Linked DNA regions of Homo sapiens: regions 2, 3, 4, 5, 6 and 7 are each linked to region 1. A link is a loop called in an ENCODE intact Hi-C map of the cell type or tissue named here. Cell type or tissue: dorsolateral prefrontal cortex. All regions are shown on one strand.

The links. A loop is a pair of places that touch in the nucleus more often than their neighbours do. Peaks named below come from ENCODE experiments on the same cell type or tissue, not always from the same donor. Only the 100,000 strongest peaks of a DNase experiment are listed, where the experiment ranks them.
Region 2: it touches region 1 in a loop (4-fold over the local background); 42 of 110 quality-filtered maps call a loop at or near these places.
Region 3: a loop joins it to region 1, with 4 times the contacts of the local background. A loop is called at or near these places in 92 of 110 quality-filtered maps.
Region 4: it touches region 1 in a loop (6-fold over the local background); 78 of 110 quality-filtered maps call a loop at or near these places.
Region 5: a loop joins it to region 1, with 5 times the contacts of the local background. A loop is called at or near these places in 7 of 110 quality-filtered maps.
Region 6: a loop joins it to region 1, with 4 times the contacts of the local background. A loop is called at or near these places in 81 of 110 quality-filtered maps.
Region 7: a loop joins it to region 1, with 7 times the contacts of the local background. A loop is called at or near these places in 6 of 110 quality-filtered maps.

Annotation. Positions count from the first base shown.
Region 1 is chr10:86,897,955-86,901,954 of GRCh38, reverse strand. BMPR1A (bone morphogenetic protein receptor type 1A) reads right to left here. Exons shown (of 13, transcript NM_004329.3): 6 at 2,065-2,161; 7 at 1,829-1,928. Among named protein-coding and RNA genes, the nearest start is that of MMRN2, 58 kb to the left of the region's middle. In dorsolateral prefrontal cortex, CTCF peaks have their summits at 472, 788, 1,891 and 2,092 (motif pointing right); DNase peaks (open chromatin) are centred at 784, 2,084 and 2,599; H3K27ac peaks cover 800 bases.
Region 2 is chr10:86,754,169-86,758,168 of GRCh38, reverse strand. BMPR1A (bone morphogenetic protein receptor type 1A) reads right to left here and starts at 1,550. Exons shown (of 13, transcript NM_004329.3): 1 at 1,250-1,550. RefSeq lists a silencer at 1,068-2,037. In dorsolateral prefrontal cortex, no CTCF peak of the experiment used is centred here; DNase peaks (open chromatin) are centred at 998, 1,698 and 2,288; H3K4me3 peaks cover 3,296 bases; H3K27ac peaks cover 3,109 bases.
Region 3 is chr10:86,691,869-86,695,868 of GRCh38, reverse strand. LDB3 (LIM domain binding 3) reads right to left here. Exons shown (of 14, transcript NM_007078.3): 6 at 3,804-3,973; 7 at 3,298-3,334. Among named protein-coding and RNA genes, the nearest start is that of LDB3, 25 kb to the right of the region's middle. In dorsolateral prefrontal cortex, a CTCF peak has its summit at 1,900 (motif pointing left); no DNase peak of the experiment used is centred here; H3K27ac peaks cover 518 bases.
Region 4 is chr10:86,709,585-86,713,584 of GRCh38, reverse strand. It overlaps LDB3 (LIM domain binding 3), which reads right to left. Exons shown (of 14, transcript NM_007078.3): 9 at 3,535-3,680. Among named protein-coding and RNA genes, the nearest start is that of LDB3, 43 kb to the right of the region's middle. RefSeq lists enhancers at 964-1,013, 1,558-2,177, 2,178-2,797 and a silencer at 1,754-2,443. In dorsolateral prefrontal cortex, CTCF peaks have their summits at 2,123 and 2,324; DNase peaks (open chromatin) are centred at 1,574, 2,314 and 2,743; H3K4me3 peaks cover 2,201 bases; H3K27ac peaks cover 2,735 bases.
Region 5 is chr10:86,640,495-86,644,494 of GRCh38, reverse strand. No RefSeq gene overlaps it. Among named protein-coding and RNA genes, the nearest start is that of OPN4, 12 kb to the left of the region's middle. RefSeq lists an enhancer at 1,042-1,281. In dorsolateral prefrontal cortex, a CTCF peak has its summit at 2,290 (motif pointing left); no DNase peak of the experiment used is centred here.
Region 6 is chr10:86,686,865-86,690,864 of GRCh38, reverse strand. The region is part of intron 5 of LDB3 (LIM domain binding 3); the gene reads right to left. Among named protein-coding and RNA genes, the nearest start is that of LDB3, 20 kb to the right of the region's middle. RefSeq lists enhancers at 3,172-3,709, 1,296-4,000. In dorsolateral prefrontal cortex, CTCF peaks have their summits at 2,162 and 2,363 (motif pointing left); a DNase peak (open chromatin) is centred at 2,384; H3K27ac peaks cover 628 bases.
Region 7 is chr10:86,398,298-86,402,297 of GRCh38, reverse strand. LOC124902473 (a long non-coding RNA gene) reads left to right here. Exons shown (of 2, transcript XR_007062221.1): 2 at 1-317. Among named protein-coding and RNA genes, the nearest start is that of GRID1, 34 kb to the right of the region's middle. RefSeq lists silencers at 798-857, 978-1,027, 1,098-1,147, 1,838-1,887, 1,898-2,127 and enhancers at 537-1,530, 2,278-2,327, 2,132-2,426, 2,418-2,467, 1,531-2,524. In dorsolateral prefrontal cortex, CTCF peaks have their summits at 1,026, 2,119 and 2,326 (motif pointing left); DNase peaks (open chromatin) are centred at 519, 987, 1,387 and 2,307; H3K4me3 peaks cover 2,603 bases; H3K27ac peaks cover 3,431 bases.

The sequences.
Region 1 (4,000 bases):
CCTGGGAGGCAGAGATTGCAGTGAGCCGAGATCACTGCACTCCACCTGGGAGACAGAGTGAGACTCTATTTCTAAATAAATAAATAAATAAAATAATATATACATTACAGTGCCCTTGTGTAATAAAGAAACCAATGTATAAAAAAAGTATTTTAATATGAAAATATAAATTAAAATCACCTTGAGATATTATCACCTGTCTTACTGGCAAAGATTCAGTTATTTGACAAAGGGACTTTGAGCTTAAAATAACCGATTGAGCATACTTGCTTGCTTTTACTAGTCCACTAAAACAGCAATAAAGAGTTTTAAACTTCTTTATCTAACAGGCAAGGAGAAAAGGAGATAAAATAACAGTAAACACTGTTGGAATTCATGAAGCAGATGAATGAGCAGTGACTTTGCACACCCAAAAAGTCTGATTCTTAGGTTAGAAATTGAGAAAACCAAGAAGCAACCAGTTTATACTATGGAGTTCCCCCAAGAACTTCGGAACTGGCCATTGTGGTTATGTCTGGAAGTAAAGTTGAGGGTGACAATAACACCAAGAAGACTGCTTGAAAGTCAATTTTCAGAAAGTCGGACACTGGATTATCCAATACTGTGTTAGCAAATCACTCCCAAACTGAGTGGCTTAAAACAGCAATTGTTATCTCACTGTTTCTGTGGATCATGCATTCAGGAGTGACTTGATTGGGTAGCTCAGGGTCAGATGTCAGCTGAGACTGCACTCATGTGAAAGCTTGACAGGAGCTTGCAGTCACTTCCAAGGTGGCTCACTTCCAAGGCCGACAGGCTGCAGGCTGGGTATTGGCAAGAGGCCTCAGTTCCTCCCTGTGTGGGCCTCTCTCAGAGTTGAGTGTCCACATAGCATGATGCCTGGCTTCCCCCAGAGTGAGTGATCCCAGAGACCATGGTGAAAGCTGCAAAGCTGTTTATAACGTAGACTTGGAAGTCACTTTTGCCATATCCTATTTGTCACACAGATCAGCCCTGATGTGTTATGGGAGGGGACTGGCCCCAAGGGGAGGAACCCCAGGCAGTGAGAATCACTGGGGGCCATTTGGGATGATGGCTACCTCAGATGTGGAGCTCTCCTCTCGACCCCATCTCCTACTCTGAATAATCATATGACTTTCGCATCACCTCCCTAACAGAAGATTCCAAGTCTATTATCTAGAAAGACCCAAAACACGATTTCTCAACTGTGGTACCCCATTGTTGAGGGTGAGGAATTATAATAAAAACAAGGAGGTATGCGAACGTCTTTTCCTCAGTAATCTGAAGTGTTTCCTTTATTATATGCTAAATTGCTGTATGTACTTGGGTTTGTTTATTTATGGGTTTACTAACTTGTTTCATTAATGTATCTAGGTTGGTATGATGTTTTATTATTAAAGTTTATATCCATTAGGGACTGTCTCTTATTACTCTTCTTTTTTGGCAACTGTCTTCTGAAATCATGGCTACATGCAAACAATTCTGGAGCTCCAAATTTCTAAAGAATTATAACGCAAAAAAAAAAAAAAGAATTATAACACAGTGGGTTTCTTGGGACAGATCGAAAACATTCAGATGCCAGAAAGCTCACTATTCCATTAATAAGAAAATCATAAGTAATCATGAACATACAAGAAGTATGAAATTGTGCCCAATTAATTAATTGGTAGTAAGGTCCTTTTCCCTTAAGAGAACTATAGTCTAGTTACATAAAGGAGATATACAACCAGAGAATACAAGTTAATGGTTTCTGCAACTGGCTTTACAAACAGCGGTTGACATCTAATATTTGACAAAATATTTTGCTTCAAAATAAATATCTTCTTACTTGTAACAAAAGCAGCTGGAGAAGATGATCATAGCAATTATGCAGACAGCCATAGAAATGAGCAAAACCAGCCATCGAATGCTGCCATCAAAAAACGGACCTGACAATAAAAGTAAACAATGTAAACAATTGAAATGAAAAAATAATCTGACGTGTTCAATTCTAGGTAGCCTGGTTACTGTAAAACCAGAGAAGATATTTGAGAAGCATGCTCCGACTTTTCTCGGCTAACCTACCTATGACAACAGGGGGCAGTGTGGGTTGCAAATACTGGTTACATAAATTGGTCCGACAACATTCTATTGTCCGGCGTAGCTGGGCTTTTGGAGAATCCTAAAAGAAGAGTAATGATAAAATTAGAAATGGTTTGGTATTTTAAACTGATATGTCTTTTTAGTATTCATAAAATACAATTTCTATTTCAGTGAGTGAAAGGGGCCTGCAAATTTTATATGTAAAAACAGATTATTGAAAGATTAAAATTTGTGCTGAAATAGTGAAGACTGCAAAATGGCTTTTCTTAAGAACATATCTATGTGGATGGTGTGTTAGACACTAGATTAGAACACCAAACCCGAACTTAGGTAATTACAATCATAAACTGGTCTGGTACATATAATCTCACTGTGGTACTGAGATGTGGATGAGATTTAAGATCAGACTAAAAAGTGGAGGGTGTCGTAGTCCAAAGAAAAGGCTGGTTAGCAAGGCAGCTGAGCGTGCAGAGGCGCTGCAGACCCTGCCTACCCCAGCCACGTCGGAAGTCATGAGCCTGATGCAGAGGCAAGTTGAGCATCCATGGTGAGGGAAGGACAAACTACAGAAAGCATTCTTGAGAGCTGATTACAGACCACCAGCCAGCAAGGAGACTGTCCCTAAGAGAGCAGAAAGCTAGCACAGAGAAGGACACAGTCACTGGAAGCGCAGCAGCACTTGCATGTGATGTTTTATTGGATTAACAACACAATATCTGACAAGTTGAATGCTGCAGCCTGGGGAGAACTGCCATTCTGACCAACATGTGAATAGCAAAGAACTGTTTGTCACTACACAAGTAACAAGAATGTAAGCGGAAATTAAGGAAAAGCCTCAGTATAATCAGCTATGACTTTAAAAAGGTAAACATGAGCCTGTGACTTCAGATTCTGTTGGGAAGATGGTCAAGAGCATTTGGAAATGTCCAAATACATATTTTATATTTTAAATGAAGTTTTATTAATAACTTTTAAACAATTTTTACTTTTAAATGATCATAAGGAGAGAGAGAAAAAAGTTAGGGTTAAACTGGAGAGTCTGAAATAATCCCAGATTCAGAGAAAACACATGGAGGAGGAAATGAAAATCATATAACTAACGATGAATGAAAGAAGTGTCAAGCATCCAAAAACGGTTCCAGGAAAGCTAAAATGAGCTTGGCCTTGCAGAAGAGAAAAGTGCAAAGAAAAACCAAGAAAGGGTTTCTTTGGCAGCATGGGGTTTCTCCAAGCAACAGATGTACTGCTGACATGACAGTGGATGATAAGGAGAAAAACGAACAATTCTTCAACTCCTGTCTTGTTTTTTCTTCTCTATGAAGGATGCTGACAGGGATGACGAAGGTAGCTCAAACACTACTAAGTGGGAAACGACATCCCAAATGTACGAAGAGATCTTACGATGCGTTTGTATTCCTTATGAGTTCCTATATTCTAACCTAGGTGAATTATATCCCAGGAAGATGAAAGCCCTTGTAAGAGAGATGGCTGAAAGACAGGTGTAATTTAAAGACTTTAGAAAGATGGAGTGTTGGAAACTACAATAGATAATGGAATGTTATATTTTTATATAAACATTTCATATAAACATGTATATATGTTTATATATATGTTATATATATATGTGTTATATACGTCCCTTTTCTTTAAAAGGGAAAGAAAGTAGACTTTAAACTGGGTGTGGTGGCTACTTGGGAGGCTGAGGCATGAGGATCACTTGAACCTAGGAGTTCAAGTCCAGCCTGAGCAATGTAGTGAGACCCTATCTCTAAAAATAATAATTTTTAAAAAGAAGCCAAAAATAGACTCTGCCAACAGATTAAGGAGCATAGTATTACAGAAAATACAAGGGTTTTGGAATCAAACAGTTTGAATCCTAGCTTTGCCAGTTGTTCACTTTGTGAACTTGAGCAAGTAA
Region 2 (4,000 bases), 140 kb after region 1:
TTTCAATCGGCCTTTCATACACTCACCCCATTCCTAGATCAGAGAATTGCCCATATTTTAGCTTCAAATTTAAAAATCTAAATAATTCTGGTTCACATTCTTTATTTCAACAACTGAAAACAATGAGACGCATTAAGTTACACTCTAATTCAAAGTTTAACTCCTCTCACAAGTAAATACAATAAAGTAGTTGTTTTCAACTCCAGCAACAAAATAGCGATAATTTCAAGTAAGAGTAACTGAAAAATGTTCCTAAACGTAAAAGTGTTTGCAAACAGTTTTGGTTTTTTTTCTTCCTAATTCGTTTGCCAGAATACGATGTTCCTGGGTTCAAATCCCAGCTCCCTTAGACAAGTTAGTTAACCTCTTTGCGACTCGGTTTCTTCCCCTAAAACAATGAGGAATACAATAAACCAGAATCGTTGTAAGGATTAAATGACGTAACACAGGTGCCAAGTTCATACTATGTACTCTGAACAGTTTGTTAACCGCTTAAAAGAGAAAACCTGCAGGAGTTTGACCAAATTAAAACATCTGAGAGCATGAAAGAGTACCACGCTCAAACGCCAGACCCTAACACACAGCATATTATTTTTCTTCCCTGACGCAAGCTCATTTTTTTTTCCTTGCCAAATCTTTCCACTAGGAGTCTGGAAAGAGAAAAAAGGGTCCAGGCAATCCAGCAGAAAGTTTTCCAAAACTGAAGTACGGAATCACCAGGCCACGGAGCGGAGGCCGCGCAGGACAACAGGTGAAGCAGCTCCGGGAGCTCGGGGGCCAGGGCCCCTTCCCGCGGGGACTCGGGGGCGGGCCGGCTGCTCCTCTCACTCGACCCCCGCCCGAAACTCATTTTGTTCTCCCCTGTTCCTCCCCACAGCGTCCGGAGCCAAATCACAAATATCAGCCTCGCCGCTCCGGGGCGGGGAGGTGAGCGCCTTTCCCATTTAAGGATTCCAGAAGCGTCCCCGGAGCGACTTTCGCCCACTCCGCATCCCCAAACTCGGCCTGCAACCCGCGAGTGGGAGACAAAAGAGGGGCCGGCGGGGGACGCGGCGCGGGGTGCCGTGGGTCTCTGGCTGGGCGGTCCCGGCCCAGCGCGCGCCGAGGCCTGCGGAGCTGCCGGGGCCGGGCCGGGCAGCCCCTGGCTCCGGCCACCGCGCGCCCAGCTGCCTCTGCAGCCTCGCCCGAGCCCCTCTGGCCTCCCCGCTGCGGCCAGCCCCTCCGGTCCGCACGCGCACTCCCAACTCACCCGGACCCCAGGGAACGCATCCTCCAGCCCTCGGCGCGGAGCGGGTGGGCGCGGCGAGCCGCCGGGGCGAAGTGGGGCCCGAATCGGCCTTCGCCCTTGGCGTGCAGCGGCCCCGACCCGGTCGCCCCTCGATCGGGCCGTGCGATCTTCGCCGCGCGCGGACGGACGCGCCGAGCCTAAGCCTTCCTGCCCGCCCTTGGCCCTCCTCCCTCCTCGCTCCTGCCTCCTCCCTTCTCCTTCGCCAAGCCCGGCAGGCGGATTCCAATCTCTGCAGCGGCCGCCGCCACCGCCGCCGACTCTTGCCAGGAGGGGAGGGGGCGGCGCGGGTGCGGGGGCCTGGGGGAGGGGCGGGCGTCCGCGGGCCTTGCACGGCGCGCGCGCACTGGGAAGGCCCCCGCCCGCGCCGCGCGCACCCGACCACGGGCGCCTGCCCCGCCCCGCCCCGGACACGAAAAGAGCCGAGCGCACGGCGGAAGCGCCCGAAGAGTTCGCGGAGCCCGGCGCCCAGTTGCCGGGGAGGAGGGCCAGCCGCCGGCAAGGGGGCGCCGAGCTGCTGGTGCGGGCGGGAGTCGGGGCTGCTCCTCCGCGCGGGCCCGCCGGCCCCTCCCCACAAGCCAGCCCCACAGCTGCCGCCCGGGTAGCTTCCCGCAGACGCCGTAGGTAGCACGCGATGGAACGCGGCGGAGGGGAGCGTGGACACGGCTGCCGGGCGCTGCGGCCATCGGCGCCCTGGACGCCCGCTCCGGCCTTCGGGGCCGGATATCCCCACTCTCGCGGGCTCTTTCGCGTGGACCCCTCCTCCGGCCGACACTCACACTGCGGTGAACGCCAGTCAGCTGGCGTGAAATAAGGTCGCTGGGAAGGCACCAAGTCACCAAGGTGGGGGATGGCCAGGTCGTGGTAGTTGCGACAAAGAAAAATATAAGTCACATTGCATTTGTTTCTCGCCCACCCACCGCTCCCGGCGTCTCTTCCCGGGCTCCTTGCCAGCGTGCCGAGGCGCAGGCAGGGTGATGGAGGCTCCCCGGCCGGGAGGATCTGCCGGGGAGAGCGGCTTCCCTCATCGATTCGGGAGCGCCAGGCCCGGCGCGCCCGGGCTCCTGTGACCTGCGAGCCCGCGAATTCCAGCGGCATAAGATAAGGAGCGGCGAGGGCCCAACAGGACTGAGGTCAGCCAGCTATAAATACGCCTCCAGCTCCACCGCGGGCTCACGCTGGTGACCTCGTGTACCCTCCGGAGGCTCATTCCGTCCATTTGGAAAATGCAAATAATTGTCACCACCTCTTTTCTTCCATTTCCCCTCATTCATGGTGGAAAATGCTTTTAAAAGTATTCGATGACCCGTATGTGAGGAAAGAGGAGATAGGCCCCTTTTTCACCAAATGTGACTTTAACCTCCTTAGTAATCCAAGAAATGTATCAAGTTTAAGTCACTTAACAAAAGATGTTCTTTTAAAGGTGCATTTTAAAAAATCACTTTTAAAACTGGGTAAACTGGGTAAAAAGAAAGGGGGAAGGAAAACAATGTGCCAGGCATTTGTATTGACACACATTCTTGCCTGAAGAGGTGTTTAGATTCCAGGGTATTCCCTTATATTCTGGTATAAATGTTTGAATTCCCGTGTATTTTGTTTCAATTTTTTGGTTTATCTTTTATTCTGTCTCCCTTTTCTTCTTTTACCCGCCTTTGCCCTTAATGCTGCAGATAGCCTCTGTCATTCTGAATTATTTTTCAATTCTGTTTTCTTCCCTAATCTTTTTTTCTGGGCTCTTCAGCTGTCTCAGGTTTGACAGTCATGGGTTGTAGTATCTTGCTATGCAGGAAGAAGAGGATACGTGAGATTACTTGCATCAACTAAAATTGGTCACTTTTCTTTCTCAAGTTTCCTTCATAATACCCAGTTTTAGTTTTTTTGTTTTTTGGGGTTTTTTTGTTCTTTTTTTTTTGAGACGGAGTCTCGCTCTGTCGCCCAGGCTGAAGTGCAGTGGCGCCATCTCGGCTCACTGCAAGCTCCGCCTCCTGGGTTCACGCCATTCTCCTGCCTCAGCCTCCTGAGCAGCTGGGACTACAGGCGCCCGCCACCACGCCCGGCTAACTTTTTGTATTTTTAGTACAGACGGGGTGTCACCGTGTTAATAGGTGTTCTCGATCTCCTGACCTCGTGATCCTCCCGCCTCGGCCTCCCAAAGTGCTGGGATTACAAGCGTGAGCCACTGCGCCCAGCCCCAGCTTTAGTTCTAAAGGAAAAGATGGGCCTTTTGCTTAAGGAGATTCACATTGATTGGTCAAAGCTCTCATTGACGTATGCTGAGCAATGTGTCGGCAGAGAAAACCATGGCAAGCGTGTTATTATGCTCTTTATAGTCTAGTTGGATTTTTAGACATATGAATTGGTCTATAAAATAGACAACAATCTCAGGTGGGAACCTTAGTACATCAAGTTTCTGAAATGTACAAATGAGTATTCCCTGGCTTGTGTTATCTGCCACTGTAGAAATGAGAGCAAAATTGAAGCATCAAATTTTAAGTCGTGATATGTTTGCTTCTCTGCAAAAGACTCTCCTTTTCAAATCTTCAGGAATTTTTCGCTCTCCTTTGATAAGGCCCAGCTAGTACCCAGGCTTCAATCCTCAGCGCCCTGGCTACCAGCAGCTAGTGGGGCATGCTGTTCTCCCTGGCTACTGGCATGTTTATGCATGCCAGCCCGTTTCTCCGGTCTGTCTGCCCAGGGAGACATCTGGACACGTGT
Region 3 (4,000 bases), 210 kb after region 1:
TGGATAGTTCCCCCCAGCAGTGGGATCCAGATGCCTCGCAGATCCAAGCCCTGCCTTGTCCCCACCCCTATCCCCAATGTGGCTGCCCAATGTGGATCTGACCTTTTGAGTGATCAGGGCCCTGGAATGCCTTTCCAAAGTCAGAAGGAAGCTGTGGCGATGACTCTGAGATTAGAGGCTCAGTTTGTGGGATGGAGGCACTATTTCAGCTACCTCCGATGGAAACTGGGGAGCCACAGCGTCACCTATACCTACTAGAGTAGTTCCCATGTGGAAGTAGGCAGAAGGCTGATGTTCAAGGCAACCTGGACAGTTTCCTAAGGTGCCTGGTCCTTCCAGGGTGGGAAGTTCATAGCTGATGCCTGGCCTGTTCAGGCCTCCCCCACCTCACCTGTAAAGAGTCCCTGGAAATTAGACTCTGTCTTGGGCTAGCCAGCAGGTTGGCACTGGAGCCTCAGATGGAAGCTACGTGCTACCAGACACAGAGATACCATCAGGAGCCAGGACCCGAGAGGAGAAGAGGGCTGTGAGCTGCCCTGGGACTCTGGGGGTGGACCTTGGAGGCAGAGCAGTGATGGAGGTGAAGGGAAAGTTTGCAAAGTCTTCTTGACATGTGTATTCACACTTGACCTCGAGGTCCCAGAGCCCCTGCCTGGTGCAGAATGCCTGACACTACTCACTCAACATTCCCGCTAACTTTCTCACCACACAGCACCACACAGCACCAGGAAGGAGAAAGCACCTTTGCATGGGCATAAGACTGTGTAGGTGTCACCATGCACAGGATTGGCAAACCCAGGCTCTGCTGGAGTGAGACACTTGGAAGCAGTTTACAGGGAAGCCTTCCTGGGGAAACTCAGCCTTCAAGAGAGACCCTGAGAATCCCCGCTGGGATTTGGGAGGAGAAAGAGAAGGTAGGTGGCTGCTCTCAGCCAACAAGATGGGCCAGGAGAGTCTAGGGGTGCAGCTTCGAACTTGGGAGTGGGGACAGATAGAAGTGTGGCTCAGGCCTCTGAGGAGCAAGACCCCTGACCAGCCTGGACCAGGGTGGGACAAGGCATGTTCCCTTCTGCTCAGATAGTGATGTAGGTGAGCCTGGGGCCCCAGTCATGACCAGTGATCACACACACTGCTTTAGGCTTCAATCACAGACAGATTAGAACTGCTACACCCACTGCACCTGCCTCTGGGTCCATGGGATCACTGCTTGGGATTCAGTGACATGGGTGGCTCTGCCCACGAGGATAACTCTCCAGAAATTAAAGTCAGAAGAAGGGAGAGGAGCCCCTCCAGACCTGGGCAGAGGCTGGCTGGGTGCTTCAGAGCCTCCACTGCAGGGCCTGAGACCCCAGAGAGAGGTGCTGATGGGGTGAGGGAAGTTGCCTGGGACTGAGGGAGGAAGCTAACTGGAGCCACTTCCCAGGCCCTCTTCCCCAGATTTCCCTAGCATGAAACCCTGCCGTAGCTGGGGGAGAGGCTCCGAAAGCTGCCTTTTGCTGAGGCTGAACCAAACTTTCATGGGGTTAGGCCGCTGGTGAAAGGACTACTCTCCCACCCTTCAATTACCCTCAAGACCAGGCAGAACAAACTTCAAGAGATGCTCCTTGAAGGAGGGAAGGGGAAGGCCAAGGATGAGGCCTGGGGACCACCTTCAACACTGCCTTTGTGCTCTCCTCACTCAATAACTTTGCAGAGCCTGCAAATATTCCAGGGGAAAGAAAAGACAAAAGTTTGCTGCAATGCACTTCCACGGTACTCTTTCCCGTTCTAATGACATCTGGTTAATGAGGCACAAGCTGAGCGTGACTGCCTTGCATATCGGAGGGAAGCAGAACATTAAGGAACCAGAAGGGAGCCAGGAAGGCAGGACTCTGGGTCTCAGAGGAGGGAGAAAAAAGGCCCCCTGCTGGCCTGTTGCTGGAAGGAACCCGGGGGGATTTTGAAGCCGCTTGCTCTGGGGTGTGTGATTTAAAGACTTTTTTATCAAATGTTTGGGAACATCTGCATTGCACACTGAAGCAGCTACATGGGTGGCTTCTAAGAGGAGGGCAAGACAAGCATGGGAGCAGCACGCAGGGACAGCGGAGCACAGCGGGAGGGGAGAGCTGAGAGCTCTGGCACTTAAAGCAGCTGGAGCTTAACTTTTGAGCTAAATCAAACATCACTTCATCGCGGACTCTCTAGATGCCCTGCAGGCACTGAAGGGTTAAGAACTGTTATTGGGACTGCATGCCATCCTTAGCAGGCCTGGGAGGACCCCACCTTAGGCTTGGATGCCTGGCCAAAAAGTGGGAGCAACTTGAGTTGGCAAAAGTGTTGGTTCAAAAATAAAATCCACAAGTCTAAGCTGGCTCCAGAGTCCTACTCTGCACAGGTCACATGGCCACTGAGTGTTGGGCCTGCTGGTTAGCAAGTACAGAAAGCTTGGCCCAGGATGGGAGGGTGCCTCTGAGCCCCAGCCCCTTGCACAGAGGCTGCCACAGGATGCACTGGCCCAAGGCAGACAGTGCCGGGAAGAACATGCAGATGACATATTTGCTACCGGAAGTGTACATACAATCACAATGAGCCCTACTCCTTACCATGGAAGGCCCCAGCGGGTTCCAGTGAGTTCCAGGATGGCATGCCCCCCCCCATGCCCACCTCATGCTATGAGCACCTGACGGGCCACAGTGGTAGGTTGGTGGCTGTGGCCTCAGACCTGCAACTGATGGGGAAACCATGCTCTAAGACCCCAGCTTGGCACAAACCCATCCTCATGTCCAGGGCTTGTTCTTTTTTTTTCAGCAACTATTTTGCTTTGAGCAACTTACAGAACTGGTACCTCAATGTGGGTCTGGACAGGTGAGTCCAGGGGTCAGGCGTTCACGTCCAGCACAGCCCCCTGTGTGCCTGTTTCTCAGTGCCCAGCCTTCGGAATCATAGGGGGACAGGCCCTGAGATGAGTGGGTGGGCAAGTTGGCCAGCCGGGTGTCCTCACAGGGAAAGTTGCCCTCATTCTCAACAGCCCAGCAAAGGCCAAAGCAGCCCTGCCCCCTGCCCAGGGATGAAGCTGGGAGAGCCCAGAGCCTTCGCTCTTGTAGCCTGGGCCTGGAGGACAGAGACTCGGGTCCAGGTGCCCACCTCACTGACTCACGATGCTGCCTCAAGCTAGTGTCAGCTGGAGCCCTTTGCAGGCCAGGCTTTCCAAATCCATGAACTTGAGAGGTCCCTTCCATGAGTGATGTGACCTGGGGGCTGCCCGGGGAGGGACGGGGCTAGAGGGCAAGGCCACAGAGCCTGAGTCCAGGCACTTACCTTGACCTTCGCAGAGCTTCTTCATCAGGGTCTTGCACTGTTGGTAGAAAGGAGCTGGTCAGGGGACTCACGGGAGACACAGCAAGGAAAGCTGCTGGGGCTCTGTGGGCACTGAGTCCCCAGGATTCAGCCAGGCCCCACACGGTGACTGCCCCCTTGCCTGTCCACTGTGTGCTGGGCAGAGGCCCCAGAGGACATTGGGAAAGAGTCAGGGGGTAGCCTGAGAGGGCCTCATCCCAGCCCTGGGCAATCATCTCGCCCGGAAGTTGCACACCAAGCCTGCTGCCCACTGCTGGAGTTGGCATTGGAGCAGAAGGCTGCTGTCACCGGACAGCCTGCCTGAGAGGCCCAGAAGGAGCCCTGCCAGCCACTGACAAACCATCAAGCCTGGCCCACCTTCAAGGGCAGGTAGCAGGACTCCCTGGCTTCTGCAGTGCTGGGCCCAGGTCCCTGGTGGCCCCTCAGCATCTCCCTCCTCTGCAGCCACCCTGAGAGCCTGCACTCACTGAATTCTGTCCCCGTCATCTGGGCCAGGATGCGGAAGGAGCGAGACTGCAGGTTGGAGGAACGGCGTGCCCACTCGTCAGCCTCATCTTCTGGCTTGTTCTGGCTCTTAATCACAGCCTGGTAGACGGGAGAGGCGCTGTCTACGGCAAGGTCCTTAATAGGGAGGCTCCTGTAATGCAGAGAGAGGCCGTGGGCG
Region 4 (4,000 bases), 190 kb after region 1:
CTTTGTGAAGTGCAATTCTCTGCTAAAAAAGATTAAGATTGGCTGGGCGCGGTGGCTCACGCCTGTAATCCCAGCACTTTGGAAGACTGAGGCCGGTGGATCACTTGAGGTTAGGAGTTCGAGATCAGCCTGGCCAACATGGTGAAACCCCGTCTCTACTAAAACTTCTAGTAGCCGGGCATGGTGGTGGGCGCCTTGTAAACCCAGCTACTCGGGAGGCTAAGGCAGGAGAATCTCTTGAACCCGGGAGGTGGAGGTTGCAGTGAGTCGAAGTCGTGCCATTGTACTCCAGCCTGGGCAACAAAAGAGAAACTCCATCTCAAAAAATAAAAAGATTAAGACCAGAAGCCCTAATCCTGCGGTGTCCAATACATAGTGCTACGTGGCCGATGAGCAGCTGAAATGTGGCTAGTCCGACCAAGAAGTGCCGTTAGTGTAAAACACACACCAGATTTTGAAGGCACATTAATAATTATTTTATATTGATTATATGTTGAAATTATATATATATATATATATTTTTGAGACGGAGCCTTGCTCTGTCGCCCAAGTTGGAGTGCAGTGGCGCAATCTCGGCTTCACAGCCACCTCTGCCTCCTGGGTTCAAGTGATTCTCCTGCCATAGCCTCCCGAGTAGCTGGGACTACAGGCGCCCGCCACCACGCCCGGCTAATTTTTTGTACTTTTTTAGTAGAGACGGGGTTTCACCGTGTTACCCTGGTGGTCTCGATCTTCTGACCTTATGATCCGCCCGCCTCGGCCTCCCAAAGTGCTGGGATTACTGGCGTGAGCCACTGCGTCCGGCCTGATATCTTAAATATATGTAGTCAAAGAAAATATATTAAAATGAATTTAACTTGCTTTCTTTTATTTTTTAAAAATGTGGCTAATAGGAAATTTCTATTGCGTGGTGCTGCCTTCACCAAAATGACTGCTTCCACATGCCAGGCCCTTTACGTGCCTTATTACTCGCTGCAATCCAAGGAGGCAGATAATATTTGCAAGTCCATTTTACAGATGAGGAACTGAGACTTGGAGAGCTTAAATGGCTGCCTCCAAGTCATCCAGCTGGTGAACTGCTTAGCCGAAACGAGCTCAGGCTGCCAGACTCAACAGCAGATGCCCGCTTAGAAACTCCCCAAGCAGCAAAACAGGCTTTAGTACGCCCCCTTTCAAGTAAACAGGGCCCTGGCCCACCTTTCCTGCCTCCCTCCAGCAATACTAACCCTATTCCCCCTGCCTGGCAGTCGCTTCCCTCCATCGGAAGGCCTTACAGACTCCCGGATCCACCTCCTTTTCTTTTCCAGCCCCCACAACACAGAGGTCTCACAGAGGCAGGCTAGAATCTGGACCCCGATTTGACGGCTTCCTTGCTTGGGGCTAACCCACCCAGAGAAGGAACCTCCCCGGCCTCGGTGGCCCGGCCCGGCAGCTCCGTTCCCCCGTCGCAACCCCGACTCCGTCGGGGGGCGAGCAGGCAGTGGCGCTTCGCAGCCCTCAGCTTCTGCATCCTTCAGCCTGGCTCGCCGTCACGCCAGGAGAGACCTGATATCCCATCTCGCAGCCCCGGGGCTGTTGCTATTTTTGCGTGACGGAATTAAGCCAGTCTAAATTAGAAGGTGATATTTCATCTCTAATTGGCAAGTTCAAAAGTCCCCTATCGCACTCGGCGGGCTCGGGGATATGTAATTAAACAAGGTGATTTCTGACTCACGCCGGGCCGGGCCCGGCTCTCCGCAAGCGCCTGGCCGCCGCCCGGCCCGCGGGCCAACGTGACCGTCCCCGGCCCGCGCGCAGGGTCTCCGCGCCGCCGCCGCCCGCCCCCTCCCGGGCCTCAGGTGTTCCGGGGAGCGGCCGCCCACCTCGGGCGCCAGCGATAAGATCCGGCCTGCGAACGCCGCCCTCGGCCCGGAGGAGGCCCCGGGGGGAGCTGCGGCTGCGGCCGCGGCGCTCCGGGTCCCGCGCGGGCTCCCCGCCCTCTCTGACGCCCGGATCCGAAGAGCCTGGAGGGAAGGGGAGCGGAGGGGGGCTCGGGACCACACGCCCCACTTCATACGGGGCCGCCTGCCAGCCGCCCCCGGACTCCGCTTGGCAGCCGGGCCTCCCGGAGAGGGAGGTGGAGGCAGGCCGACTCCAGCGCGCGCCCGCCCGGCCGCCTCTTTCCCCCTAGGCAGGAATGAGTTAATGTCTGCGCGGCCTGGGAACGGCGCGGGGGCCCGCGGCTCCGGCCCGTCTCGCTCGCCTGGGCCCCAGCCCGGGAAGGAGGAGGAAGGAGACGCAGGGCGGGCTGGCCGCGCGCCCCCGGAGCCCTGACGCCGCCTGGCGGGCTGGGCGAAGACAGCCGGAGGCCGCCCCGGAAGGTGCCAGAAGCGCCTCCCCAGGAAGAGACGGAAATGTCCTCCTTGTGCCCCGGCAAGGCCTCGCCTCCACCCGCCGCTTCTCCTCCAACTCCTCTCCAGCCTCCCCTCCCTGTGTTCCCAGTCTCTGCAGGGGCAGCCTCTTCCCACTGCTCCATCTAAGGCTTTTCACTACTGCAAAATGCCACCTCGCCCTGCGGAGTTTTCACCTCAGAACCGTCTATCCTTGCCCCTTCTCTGTAGGGACAGAGAAGGGCACCTCCCGTGTGACAGACGCTGTGCTGGGTGCTTCATTCCATCCCCAGAACACAAGGTGTCCATGAACAGCGCAGCCTGGATGGATGAGGCACTTTGCCTTCGAGAGCAGAGCAGGCCGTGGCACCGGCCTCTGTCTCGGGCAAAAGCCGCTTCGACCGCCCACACTCAGCCCTGCTGTCAGAGCGAGCTTCATGAACCAGCGCCCCGAAGCAAGGCCTGCCCTGACTCAGTGCCTGTCTCATCTCCCTGGGCTCCAGCGGCAGAGAAAACTTCCCTGGGGTTTCTCCCTGCGCCTGGATAGGACCTGCTCCCGAGTCTAGGCTCCTTATGTGCTGTTCTGTACCCCCATGGCTGCGGCCAAATCTCGCACACTGGCATGACACAGAGAAGATGGAGTCTCATTCTGTCGCCCAGGCTGGAGTGCAATGGTGCAGTCTCGGCTCACTGCAACCTCGGCCTCCCGGCGATTCTCCTGCCTCAGCCTCCCGAGTAGCTGGGATTACAGGTGGGTGCCACCACGCCCGGCTAATTTTTGAATCTTTAGTAGAGATGGGGTTTCGCCATGTTGGCCCCGGCGGTCTCAAACTCCCGACCTCAGGCGATCCTCCTGCCCCAGCCTCCCAAAGTGCTGGGATTCCAAGTGTGAGCCACCATGCCCGGTCCGGAGAAGACTTCTCTGCTCTCCTTCGCTCTCCCTTAGAATCATCCACCGCTTTCTTGCTCACCTGTCTCCCCCAGACCAGATGCAGGCTCCATAGGATTCTGACCCACAGCTAGGGGACGGAGGGCGGAGCATCATTAGCAAGGCCTTGCTTCCCATTCTTCTGGGGATGTGCCCCCAGAGCCACTTCTTGGCTCTTGTGGCTCCTGGAGCCCGCCCATGGCTTTCGACAGCCTCCCCTCCTGCTCTGCCTCTTACCTGGCTGGTAGACAGAAGGCCGGATGCTGGCAGTGGTGACAACCCGGGGCTTGGGTGCAGGGGCGGCGGGGCCCTCACTGTAGCTGGTGTGGGTGGCAGGTGCTGAAGAGGCGGCCACTGCGGGGCTGTAGGAAGAGGCCTGGGGCCTGGAACCAAGCGGGGAGGGGTTACACCCAGAAGGACAGCCCCCACTGGGGCCTGCAGTCAAGGCAGGCTGGCTCCCAGGTCTTCAGAAGCCTCTGTGAGGACACCTGACAGAGACATTTCTGGGGAACTGCCAGAAACTGTGAAGGAAGGACCATGAGGGTCTTGGAGGGGAGGAGGATGTTCCTTGGGTGGCTAGTGCCACCGCCTTTGGAGAGAGGGAGAAAAGCCACCAGGAGGACACCGGGAAGACCCTTCACTCTCATGGGGAGAGACTGTCCAGGTGGGACTGTGGAAGAGCGCATAGGTAGGGGAGAGGAGA
Region 5 (4,000 bases), 260 kb after region 1:
TGCAAGCACATTCTTTAAAAATGAAATAGCACTGAAAGGCAGTTTCTGGTCCCATCCCTCCTGCTTTCTTGTGTGAAAATAAATATAATTTAAAAGCTGTTGGAACCCAAAAAAACCCACTTCAAACCTTAAGAGAAATGTGAATGTGATCTTAGTCACATATGGTTCCAACTTCTGTTTCTCAGATTATAGATTAACTTGTTTTCTTATTTTTTTGTTCTGTACAATGACTAGAGAGAATTAAATTATATCAGGGACAAAAGCCTCCTGCCTTCTTAATTAATGACTCTTGTTATAGATTAACTTCCCCTTTGTTGTCCTACTTTGCCTAAACCAGATGACAGAAAACCCATGACTGTTACACCCATTATATTCAAAATGCTAAATGTACCCTTTCCAAAAAGGATGCATTGCCTATCATCAATCAAATTGCTGGAAGTATGTGCCAACTTCATATGAAAAATGTTGTAATCCTGCTAAAAACATCTCTGTCTCTGCATCTATAAATGAAACCCTAATTTCTCTACTTCAGAACACTGCCTCCATCTCTTCGCAGTTGATGCTCCTGAGTGGGCCATCCTCAAACTTTGTATTTGAATAAACTCTCTTTAAATTAGACTCTGATCCTTTTGATTATTTTAAGTTGACATTTTGGCAACTGCAGATAGGACCTGAAACAAGCCTCGTGCGATCCTCGTTGCTTTGCTGGCATTCGGAGATTTAGTACCAGCATGAGTGGCTTTTACTCGTCTGACCTCATCAGAGCTGGCGGGGGTCTCTGGTAAGACTTCTCTCAGGTTTCATATCTTCCTAGTTCTGGCTGAGATTCAGACTTTATTCAAGCAACCCAATTCCACACTCAACAGAGCTAGAACTGAAGCTCAACTTTTGGCTTTGAGGTAGTCACTTTATTGTTATTTCTCTAGAGATTCTGTTATTTGCAAGTTTGTAGTTTCACTTTCTTTTGAGGTTAAGATTTTGTCTGTTTTGCTTGCTAAAGTTTGCAACTTTTCTCCCATTCAAAATTTGGGGCTGGGTGCAGTGGCTCACACCTGTAATCCCAGCACTTTGGGAGGCTGAGGCGGTTGGATCACTTGAGGCCAGGAGTTGAAGACCAGCTTGGCCAACATGGTGAAACCCAATCTCTACTAAAAATACAAAGCATTAGCTGAACGTGATGGTGCATGTCTGTGGTCCCTGCTACTTGGGAGGCTGAGGTACGAGAATTGCATGAACCCAGTAGGTGGAGATTGCAGGGAGCTGACACACTGTACTCCACTGTCCAGCCTGGGTGACAGAGTGAGATTCTGTCTCAAAAAAAATTGGTTAAATAGAAAGCAGTTTCTTTTTAAAAAGAGAAAGTGAATGCTTGTGGCTTAAGCTAAATGTGCAGTTTTAAACTGACCAGGTTTTGGAGCTGGGTTAAAATTGCCATTTAGATTTTCTTTCTGAGTGACCAAAAATTCATTAAAGGCTTTGTCTGAGGATGTGATTTACTTGACCTGAGAAAGTCCTAAATAACGGCCACTGTTCCTCCCAGCTGAAAGGCACCTTAGGTAACTGAGGCCACACAGGACTGTCAGAGGTCATAGCTTCTGCTGTGTAAGGGTCCTACAGGGAAACCCCAAGGAAGAACATACAGGGAAATCTGATTAACCTGTTGGGCATACATGAAGGGTTGGTATCCCAGGGCCCTAAGCCTCCAGAAATGTCTGGGTTTCACTGAAACACATAAGAGAGTAGAAGTGACTCATGGGTGACACCTCGAGGAGTAATCCCTGTTAAGCAGAATACCAGATCCAAAACATCTTTCCCAGCTGGGCACGGTGGCTCACGCCTGTAATGCCAGCATTTTGGGATGCCGAGGGGGAAGGAGCCCAACATGAGGAGTTTGATACTAGCCTGGCCATCGTGGTGAAACCCTGCCTCTACTAAAAATACAAAAATTAGCAAGGTATAGTGGTGGGCACCTGTAATCCCAGCTACTTGGGAGGCTGAGGCAGGAGAATCATTTCAACCTGGAAGGCGGAGGTTGCAGTGAGCTGAGATAGCGCAACTGTACTCCAGCCTGGGTGACAGAGAGAGACTTCATCTCAAAATAAACATATAAATAAAATTTAAAAATTAAAAAATAAGACATCTTTCTCTTTGAGTCTTTGGTCACTTAAAAAGAAAATCCAAATTATGGTCCATCTTCCATCTAAAACTGAGTCCTCTTTAAGAAAGAATCCATCTTTAGAAACTCCAGCTGGATTTATGTACAATACTTATGGCACCACCTCCTGTCAATATTTGGAAAAATGGTCTTACTTGACCCAAGAAAATCCTAACATTTGCAATGGACAAAATGTAGTACCTTTGAAATGCCTAAACTAATTTAATTGTGTGCTCAATGAGAAAAAGTCAGCTATAAGATAAAACAAAATAATTGGGAGAGTTATTTTCAATGAGGCTTGGAAGCTTCTAAAGAGGTTATAATAAAGTTATTTCTTTACAAGAGAACAAAAAGTTGTCTTAAAAAATTCTGAATTAAAGACTGCTGAAATTTATCCTCCTCCCTCAGCTCCTCTGTCTCTTTATTCTTTATTATCCTTTATTATCTTCTCCTTCTCTTTATCCTTTAGTACCTTGCCCAGATCTACCTCCTCCTCCTTCTGCTTCTACTGTTCCAGCTCCATTTCTCAAACAGCCAGTGTCTGGTAGGGGAGAACCTACCCTAGTTTCTCAATCATGGTCAAAGGTAAAACTTAAAGACATAGTTCAGGAATTTCCTGATTCTCACCAGGACCAGGACATTGGTTTTCTCAGGAAATTTAAATTAAATATTTGTGCTTATGACCCTGGCTCTACTTTGGGAAAAATAATTATTTTAAATGGAGTATGAACACAAGCTTTTGTTGACACTGGAGCCACATTATCTGTAATAAATCTCACCTTATTACAAGATTCATTCCTTGGAGTAAACAAAAAATTCAAATGGTGGGTGTCACAAATACTCCTGTATTGGTTTATAAATCTCAGCCTGTAGCTTTTCAGCTACGTCACTTACAAGGGACTTATGTTTTCCTTTTGGTTGAATCAGCTCCCATCCATCTTATAGAAAAAGACTTAAAATTATATAATACACTTCTTTCTCCCAAAAAGGGAAAATGTATTTAGAATTAGATGATAAAACTGAGTTACTGGACATAAAAAGTTTTTCAAAATCTAATTTAATTGCAATCTATATTGCCATAGTAGACACTGAATTATTGAGTAATGAAAATTACAAAACCTGCTAAAGGTAGTACCTGATCAATTGTGGTTAAAATCTTCTGCTGATATTGGAATAATCATCTTGGCTTCCCCAATCAAAGTTCAAATAGATCCATCAAAACACCTTCCAAACCTTAAGCAATACCCTCTATTTATTTATTTTTAAAGTATTTTAAATTCATCATATATGGATTGAGTGACTTTGTTAAGTTTAACAGATGTTTATGTAACTTAACTGTGAACTGTTCTTTTTTTGAGCCAGGGTGTCACTCTGTCACCCAGGCTAGAGTGCAGTGATGTGATCTGTGCTCACTGGAACCTCTGCCTCCTGGGCTCAAGCAATCCTGCCACTTCAGCTTCTTCAGTAGCTGGGACCCCAGGTGCACAACACCATGCCTAGTTAAATTTTTGTATTTTTTGTAGAGATGGGGTTTCGCCATGTTGCCCAGGCTGGTCTCAAACTCCTGAGCTCATGCAATCCACCTGCCTTGGCCTCCCAAAGTATTAGGATCACAGGCATGAGCCATCACATCTGGCCAGTACCCTTTAAAAGTAGAAGCTATAATAGGAATAAAACCTGTAGTTCCAGGCTATATAAAAAGAGGTACATGTAATACTCCAATCCTTCCTGTAAGGAAACTAAATGGTAGAGGATAGAAGTTTGTATAGGATCTGAGAACAATTAACAACATAGTCATTCCTCATTATCCAGGAGTGCTAAACCTCCATACATGTTGATGCCATT
Region 6 (4,000 bases), 210 kb after region 1:
CATTGGGTGAGAACCTAGGTTTCCTGGCTGCTAGCCCTGTGTCCTTTCCATTAGGCTCCCTGCAGTCATAGGGCTCAGGAAGGCTACTTCTGCCCAGTGGGAGGCCCTGGACCTATGCCTGGAAAGATGCCCTGTCCAGTACTCTTCTGCCTGCCTCTCCCTTTTCCCCAGAGGGCTGGCTGGCTGGGAGAGGAAACTCCCCATTGTCCATGTCTTATACCCTCCCTGCAAGGAGTGTGACAGGGAACTGACCTTGTGTCCCAGGACTGGTCCCTGTGTCTGGCTCAGGGTGGGCTACAAGAGCAGAGGTGGGGAAAGGTGATCGAGGTTGGGTGGAGCTGCCCTGGCTTCGCTGAAGGCCCTGCCCTGGCCCAGAGAGCTATAGGTACTGGCAGCCTGTGGTTGGGATCGGTTGGGAAAGACCAGCAGAGGCTTCTAGGGTCCGGCCAGGGAGGAGCCTGCAGCTGCCCAGGGAGCAAAGGAGAGGGTGGGATCTTGCTGTTGCTGGGACAGGCCATTTCTGGCATAGGGAGGAGTCCCAGGCGTTCCTAAGGTCTGGGTGAGATGGGCAACAGGAAGGCACAACCAGGTCTCCCTGGTCCTGGCTCCTGACCCACTGGGAGGGGAGGGAAGGAGGGAGTGTGAACTGTGCAGTGGGTGAGGGAAGGTGTGGATGCAAGGCCCTTGAGCCTCTCTACAGAGCTTTGCAATCCAGAGAGCAGGTGGAAGGTGTTTGCTGCTGTTTCCCTGGAATGTGCCCAGGAGGAGCTCCCCTGTGCCTTTCTTGGCTCCAAGGGTTCAAGAAAGCATTTCTGGCTTCATTTCCCACAACCCCGTGCAAAGACCAGGGACTCTTGTTGCTGCTGTGACCAAGACTGGGAGTCAGATAAGGAAACTGCTGTGCCTTTCATGACACCAAGGCTCAGGGAGAATATATGCAGGGAAGATGGAACAGGTCCTGCAGTCCTTGGCCCTTGGCCTGAGTCCACTCTCTGGACCCACTTTCAGCTTGTTCTTCTTGCCACAGAAAACACTCCACAGTCACCGCAACATCAGGTCACCGCTGCATTTGCTTCACTGTGTGCAGCCCCCAGTCTGATTCATCTTTCCCCTCCCATGGGTGGTCATGGCAGGCACTGGCTCCTGCAGATACACTTCCCATGAGGATTCTGGGGAGTGGCCTCCAAGAGGTTACCTTGTCACCTTCTAGCCCTGAATAATGGCCCAGTGTGCATTCTAATGTCTGGGTCTACACTGTTCCAGTGCAGATAGGAAAGGCGGGGGGAGCTACCCCAAAGCACGGCAAGAAGAACACAGGTATGCACCCCCAGCCTGGGCCTGCAGCATGAGTGTCACTACTCTGTGATTTCTGTGACCACAGTGACATTATTTGGACAAACCCCAAGAGACAAGTACTTGCCTGTAAAGGCTGCAAGGGATGTCGTTTGGCTGACAGGTGGGTGTGAGGAGGAGCGTGGACAGAGCACGTGGGCTGACCACTGGTCCTCAGACACATCCCACCAAACCCACACACACCATCCCACAACCAGACAGACGGATGACTGGACAGACACTGCAGGGTCTACTTACGCCAGCGGTGACGCCCTGCCAAGCAGAGGAAAACCCAGCCGTGAGTGCGCGTCCATCATGGGATAGCAGAGGGGCAGCGCACACAAGAGAGCCGGGTTAGGGTCAGAAACGAGTTATGGGAATGGGGTGGGTGAAGGAGGAAGAAAAAGAGAAAAAACACGGTCATTGAGGAAGGAACCACGGAAATTAACAGCAGAAATGGGAGCACGTTATGGCCAAGAGGGTTACTCACTGGCACCACAGCATGGTCAGCTCAGCGTGGCTGCGTTAAAAGGAAGAGGAGAAGAGGACCCTTTCCAGGCATACCAGGGGAGGAATAGGGAGGGGATGGGAGGGGACAGGAGGGAGATGGGAAACGTCCTTCGTGAAGTCTCGATTAATCAACAGTGCATCAATTCCAAAACTGATGGGTGCCCTAGTGGTGAGACCAAATGATAGCAGTCTTCCCAACGTGCAGAAAACAGAAAGTTAGTGAAGAGCATTTCTTTCATTATTCTCCATTGAACTTCCCTTTGGCCATTGCTACTACTTTTAAGAGCACACCAAGGACACACGTGACAAAGAAATGTTAACAGGAAATCCCTGTTAGCTCTTGGGCTTAGGCAGCCTTGTTTTTCTGGGTACGCATGAGCTAATGCTTGTGTTTGTAAACTTGCATGGTCATATTTTCTGCTTTGAATGATGGAATTCAATCAACCTTGCCCAGAATTAGGCGAAGAGCAGCAGCCCTGAGCCTTGGGAGTTTGACTTGAAACTCCAGGACAGGCGACCTCTGCTCCCTGGTGGCCTAGAGGAAGTACTGCATCTCCAAAAGGGCCCCAGGCTCCTCAGTTCCAGCAGAGCCCAGAGAGCCCACACTGTTCCACCCTTGGGGCTGGGGAGCCTGCCCTTTATAACCTGCATGCATATCATGGCCACAAGGGCTGGGGTCTGGAAAGGCCAAGTGCAACTGGGTTCTCTGGGACTTTTTAATCCCTCCATCCCTCTTATTACATCGGTTTTTCTGGCTTTGGAAAAAAGCATCACTGTCATTTCAAGACTTTTTGCCTTGAATTGCTAGGGGATCCTGACCCAGGGATAAGATGTTGCCGAGACTGATAATCAGCCAACACAGTGGTATTCCCAAGTAGAAAACAGTGAGGAATTATGTGTATGTGTGTAAAAAAGAAACAACAGATAGACAGACACATACACACACACACACACACACACACACACACACACGAGGGTCGGGGGAGGGAGAGACAGAGAAAAAGCAACAAGGAGGAAGACAGAAAGAGACATACAGAGAGAGGGAGACACAGAGACACGCAGAGAGAGGTCTGTCTGCATGAATGTTTGCATTGCTAGCATTTTTCATCCACAAATGATTTTCAGCCAACTCTTTCTTTACCAACCCTCAAATTCCCCAGCCATAGCTAATGGGTGAATTCCAGGAACCAAGGATGTCTTAAATGCCACTGCCTTGAGGCCGGGCTTCCTAGGGCAAAAAGAAGGGGATTGCTCCCATCTGTGGGACTGATTGCCAGCAGTAGTGTGGATGGTTGGTCGCAGACCCCTTCCCAAACCAGAAACCCAGCCAGTGTATTTGAATCAATTCTCATTGCTGGAAGAACCTGGTAACTTCCCCCTCCTTAAAGGACAGCTTCGCTGTGAGAGGCCTGGGGGCCTCCAGAATGGTCCCCTTGTTAAGAGGACTGTAGAAGTCTCTTCTTCCAGCCTCCTCATAGAGCCTGGGAAAATGCAGAGGCTGTGAAAAGCACTTTGAGGAGCCACCATTTTCTGCATTTCTCCACCCTTCTCCTAAAGCTGACCATGGAGAGGGTCTGAAGAGAGGATACCCACGTTCCAGAAGGCCCTGGTGAAGGCTGGCTCCCCTCCAAGGGCCATGCCTCCAGGAGGTCCAACGTGAGGGAAGAAAGCTGGTCCCGATGGTGCCCAATGGCCCATACCCCTCGGGCTCTGGAGGCACTGAGTGGCGGTGGAGGAGGGAGGCGCTTACCCACTGAAGTCACTGCCTTGGGCTTGGGCCTGCCCAGCGATGGCATCCATGATGGCATCCTGGGAATACATGCTGATGGGCGTGTTGTACTGCGCATGGATGATGGTGGCCTTGCCGCCCAGCCCCTTCACCTCGATGGGCTTGTGGGTGGACAGGGCCGAGTCCTTCAGGGCACTGGGGTTGAAGCGTTCCTGGTAGTCGGCGCTGGGGGAGGGGTGCGGGAGTACGGGCAGGGAGAGGGAGGAGAAAAGGGCAACAGGTGGCGGTTACATGGGTGGCCAAGGCAAGGGCTGGGCGCGGTGGGTGTCGAGAGAGATCTCCCAGAGCCGAGGCCCTGAACCCCCATAGGCTACACAAGTCTCCAGATGGTGGGTGGTCTGGGTGTATTCAAGAAAATCCTTGGCACCC
Region 7 (4,000 bases), 500 kb after region 1:
CTTTCCTTAAAAGGGTTCTGGGCAGGGCAGGCGCCCCCATTTCTCAGGGATCCCCTCCAGGACAACGCCTTTTCCTTGTGTCTTCAGCTCTCCTTACCAGATATCTATATATTTGTATATATTCAGTTTCACCAACAACGCATCAAGTACTTTTTTTTTTTTAAGTAAAGAACCGAAGTCATTGAACTGGAGTCCCATTGATTCCCTCCCCCTCGCCTCCCCAAATCTGGCACCTGCCCAAGGTATCCTCAGAACCATTTGGGGTGTCCTTTGGCATTGGATAATAGAAATAAAATTTTACCTCTTTCTACCATAAATTGTACCACGTTTTATGTATTGCTGACCCCCTTCATCTGATTTATTGCTGTTTATTTTAGAATATTTTCTCTTTGAAATTTTTTTTTCAGTAAAAAGTTATGACACCAAGCACAGTGCTCCGAAGGCGGAGGCGGATGAGCGCGGGAGGCCTTCCTTCGTCTCCGTAGGCGACGCCCTCCCACCCCTTCCCTTGTTCTCATGGCACTCCTAGCTACTGGCAAAGGTAGACGCGCCAGTTTCTGCTGCTCCCCCACGGAATGGAAGCCCCAGAGGGCAGGGACCTAGTCTGTCACGTCCCAGGCCTCACCCCAGCTCCTCTGAGGCCCGGGTGCTGGGTCGAGGCATATGCCGGGCTGCGCGGGTGGCGGGGGAGGGGGAGCCCTGGAGCGCGGCCCCAGTCCTGGGAGAGGTGTCCTTCGAGGAAAGGGACAGAAGAAAGTTGAGGACAGAGGTCCAAGGGGAAGAAAGAGGGAAAGGATCGGCGTGAGGAGGACGTCCGGGCGGGGTGGGGAGGGCCCCCCGCGGGGTCGGGCCCACGGGCTTTCTAGGGCGCGTCGCCGCTCAGGGCCACGGGTGTGCTGTCAGCTCCCGTCCGGCCGCCCGGACGCTGTAACCTCCTCCGAGGCTGGCCCTTCTGGCTCGAGACAAGCTCGGGCCTGGCACGGAGCAGCGGGAAGGGCGGGAGATTGCCCCTAGTGGACTCCAAGTCCAGCTCCTGTCCCTGGGCGCGTCTCGACACTTGCTGGGTCACGGAGGAAACCGGGTCTCGGACCCCAGCCAGCACGGGCGCCCCCCTCGGCTTCGCTCCCTTTACCCAGCGGTGGCCTCGGAGGCCCGGGTGGGGCGCGCCGCTCACCTGGAGAGGAGGCTAGGGGTCGGGGGGACACGCGCGCCCTTAGGCCCCACTCCTGTCTTCTGCCCTTTTTATTCTCCCCCGCACCCTGGGGCGGGCGGCGCGGGGCCAGGGTTTGCGAGTGTCACCTGCTTTGGTAAGTAGGTGGGCGAGTGACGCACCGCGGCGTCGGCGCCGCCTTCCAGGCGCTCTCTCTGCCTCCAGAGGCGCCGGCACTGCGGGGCCCCAGTCATGCCCGCTGCCTCAGTCTTCCAACCCGAAAAGTGGGTGGGCGAAGGAAAGCTCGGCCGAGCTGCGTCTCCAACTCCCTGCTCTCCCCTAGGGGAGCCCACCAGCTCCAATCGCGACCTCTTCTGTCCCCAAACCACAGACCCTAGCCCGCCTCGGGGACCCGGATATGGAAGGGGCGGTGGAGAGCCCTGGCCTTGATTCTCCCTGGGTCGGGAGGGCGTTCCGGCGGCCGTGGGGCTGCAGCCCTTCCTCCCCGCCTGGAAGGTGAGGGTGTGGGAGGAGCGGGAGGGGGCGAGGCCGACACAATCCCCGTGCGACCAGCGGCGGAGCCCAGAGCCAGGTTAGGAGCGCGCTCAGGCGAGCTCGGCGGAAGGCCGAGAAGGTTCATCGGAGGCGGCGGCGAGCCGAGACCAGGAGACAGACGGGGCGGGGTGACGAGGCGGGCCCCACCCCAGGAGCGCGGGGCCACACGGACACCGGCGGGCGGTCTTCCCCGGGATGCGCTGGGATTGCAGGCCTCCAGCGGCCCCGCCCGCCGCCTCCGCCCTCCCGCTCCTGAGCTGCCAATCCAGCGGGTTCTGCCGGTCCTCGGCCGTGCGTCTGGGGTCTGGATTCCCGGCTCCACTCGCCGTGAGCGCGCGTGTCAGCCGACTCGCCCCGGACCGCATGGTGCAGCTCCCGCAGGGCCGCAGCCGCGGGTCGTCGCTGATTGCCAGCTCCGCGCCCACTGCACCGCTGCGCGGCCGCCTAGGGCTCATTGCGCGGAAGTCGGCCTGGTCCCTCCCCTGGGCTGGATGGGCCCGCTCCTCCCGAGCGGTCGTGCTCTGAGTTGAATGCGATAGAGGCTTCTGGGCGCGTCGCGGGCTAGGTCCAGGAGCTGTGATCCTCTCCGAGGTCTCAGTGTGCCCGCAGCGCCCCCTGCAGTGCGTCTCCTGCAAGGGGCCCGGAACACATTCCTGTCCCCGCCAGGCCTGGAGGCCCGAGCGCCTGCTTTTCATCCACTCTGCCCACCCGCCTCTGCGGTCGGCTGCCTTGGGCGCTGGCCTTAGCAGTTCTGAGTTTGAATTCAATCGCCAATACACAGAAAGCCACACAAATGTGAAGATTTGTGAATTATTATCAAATGAACACCTTTGTAACCACTACCCAAGCCAAGAAACAGTACTTTCCCCCAGAATACCTTACCCGTGCTCCTTCCCGATTTCACTCGACTCCCTCCTTCCCAAAGTAGCCACTCTCCTGCCTTTCATAGTAATTACTTACCCGAGTTTTTAAAAAATTGTTGTCACCCAAGTTCGCCTCTCTAGAGGCTATAAATTAGACTTGCTCATTTTGTTAATATATTTTAAGTCTCTTTAATTTGTAGTTTCTTTCTCCATCACTTTCTTTTCCTTGCAATGTATCCTTGGAAGAATCTGAAGAGATTTCTAGTCTGGATTTCACTGATTGCATTCTCCTGGTGCAGTTCAACACATCTCCCTGTTTTCTGCATTTCCTGCAAATTGACAGCTGGATCCAAAGGCTTGATCAGACTCAGGTTCAAGATTTTTGGTGAGACTCCAGGTGGTGGAGTGCTGTTTTGTCAGGAGGCACATAATGTCTGGTTGTCTCTATTTTTTGAGATCTGAGGAGAGACGATGTCCAATGCTTACATTCATTAATTCACTGGGGGATGAAAATGGTGATATACTAATTATATAATTTATTTTTCATTTATCATCTGGGTTGATTTTATAAAGAGACTCTTCTCCTCATCTGCTATTTGGTTACCCAGTGGAACCGTTCACAGAGGAAAGGCGGGTAAATGCTTGTTTCTTTGCATTTATTTATCCGTTTTCAAGATGACGAATTGCTACCCTGTCATCCTCCCAAAATGAAGAGTTAAAAAAATATACCATCACGATGCCAAGGATTTAAATGTGCTAGATGGATTTCAATACGTTGCAGTTACTGTCAGTAGTAACATACAAATTGTCCCCTCTTTGGGCAGCTGGAGCCCTTCAGGTTAATCCTTGGGTCCTTTAGATGTGACCCTAGTAGCCTTTGAACACTTCCTTGTTATCTGGAATGACAAGACATCTTACCAGTTTGGGGTGCTAGGAATCCTCTTCACTTCTTGGTTGATCTTTGTTTCTAGGTCTTTTCAATGGAGGAGCTGTAAATTACATATATGATAAAATACACTGGGAATTTATACTGATGTAACTACGTTAAGTGGAGGACTTCTTGATTACACCTGTATTTCTTTTCTTCCACACTGGGAATCCTGGTTCTTAAGGACACCAGGAATAACTGAATTAGAATCCAATTAGTCATTTGTTTTATTTCAATTTATATACTTACAGGTTCAGAATAACAATATCAATACCATAACTAGCTATAATTTCTGAAAACACCTAAAACTTTTTCTTTCTGCATATGTTATTTTTATCCCCCCCATTTTTTTTTTTTTTTTTTTGAGACAGAGTCTTGCTCTGTTGCCCAGGCTGGAGTGCAGTGGCACAATCTTGGCTCACTGCAACCTCTGCCTCCTGGGTTCAAGCGATTCTCCTGCCTCAGTCTCCCGAGTAGCTGGGATTACAGGCACATGCCACCATG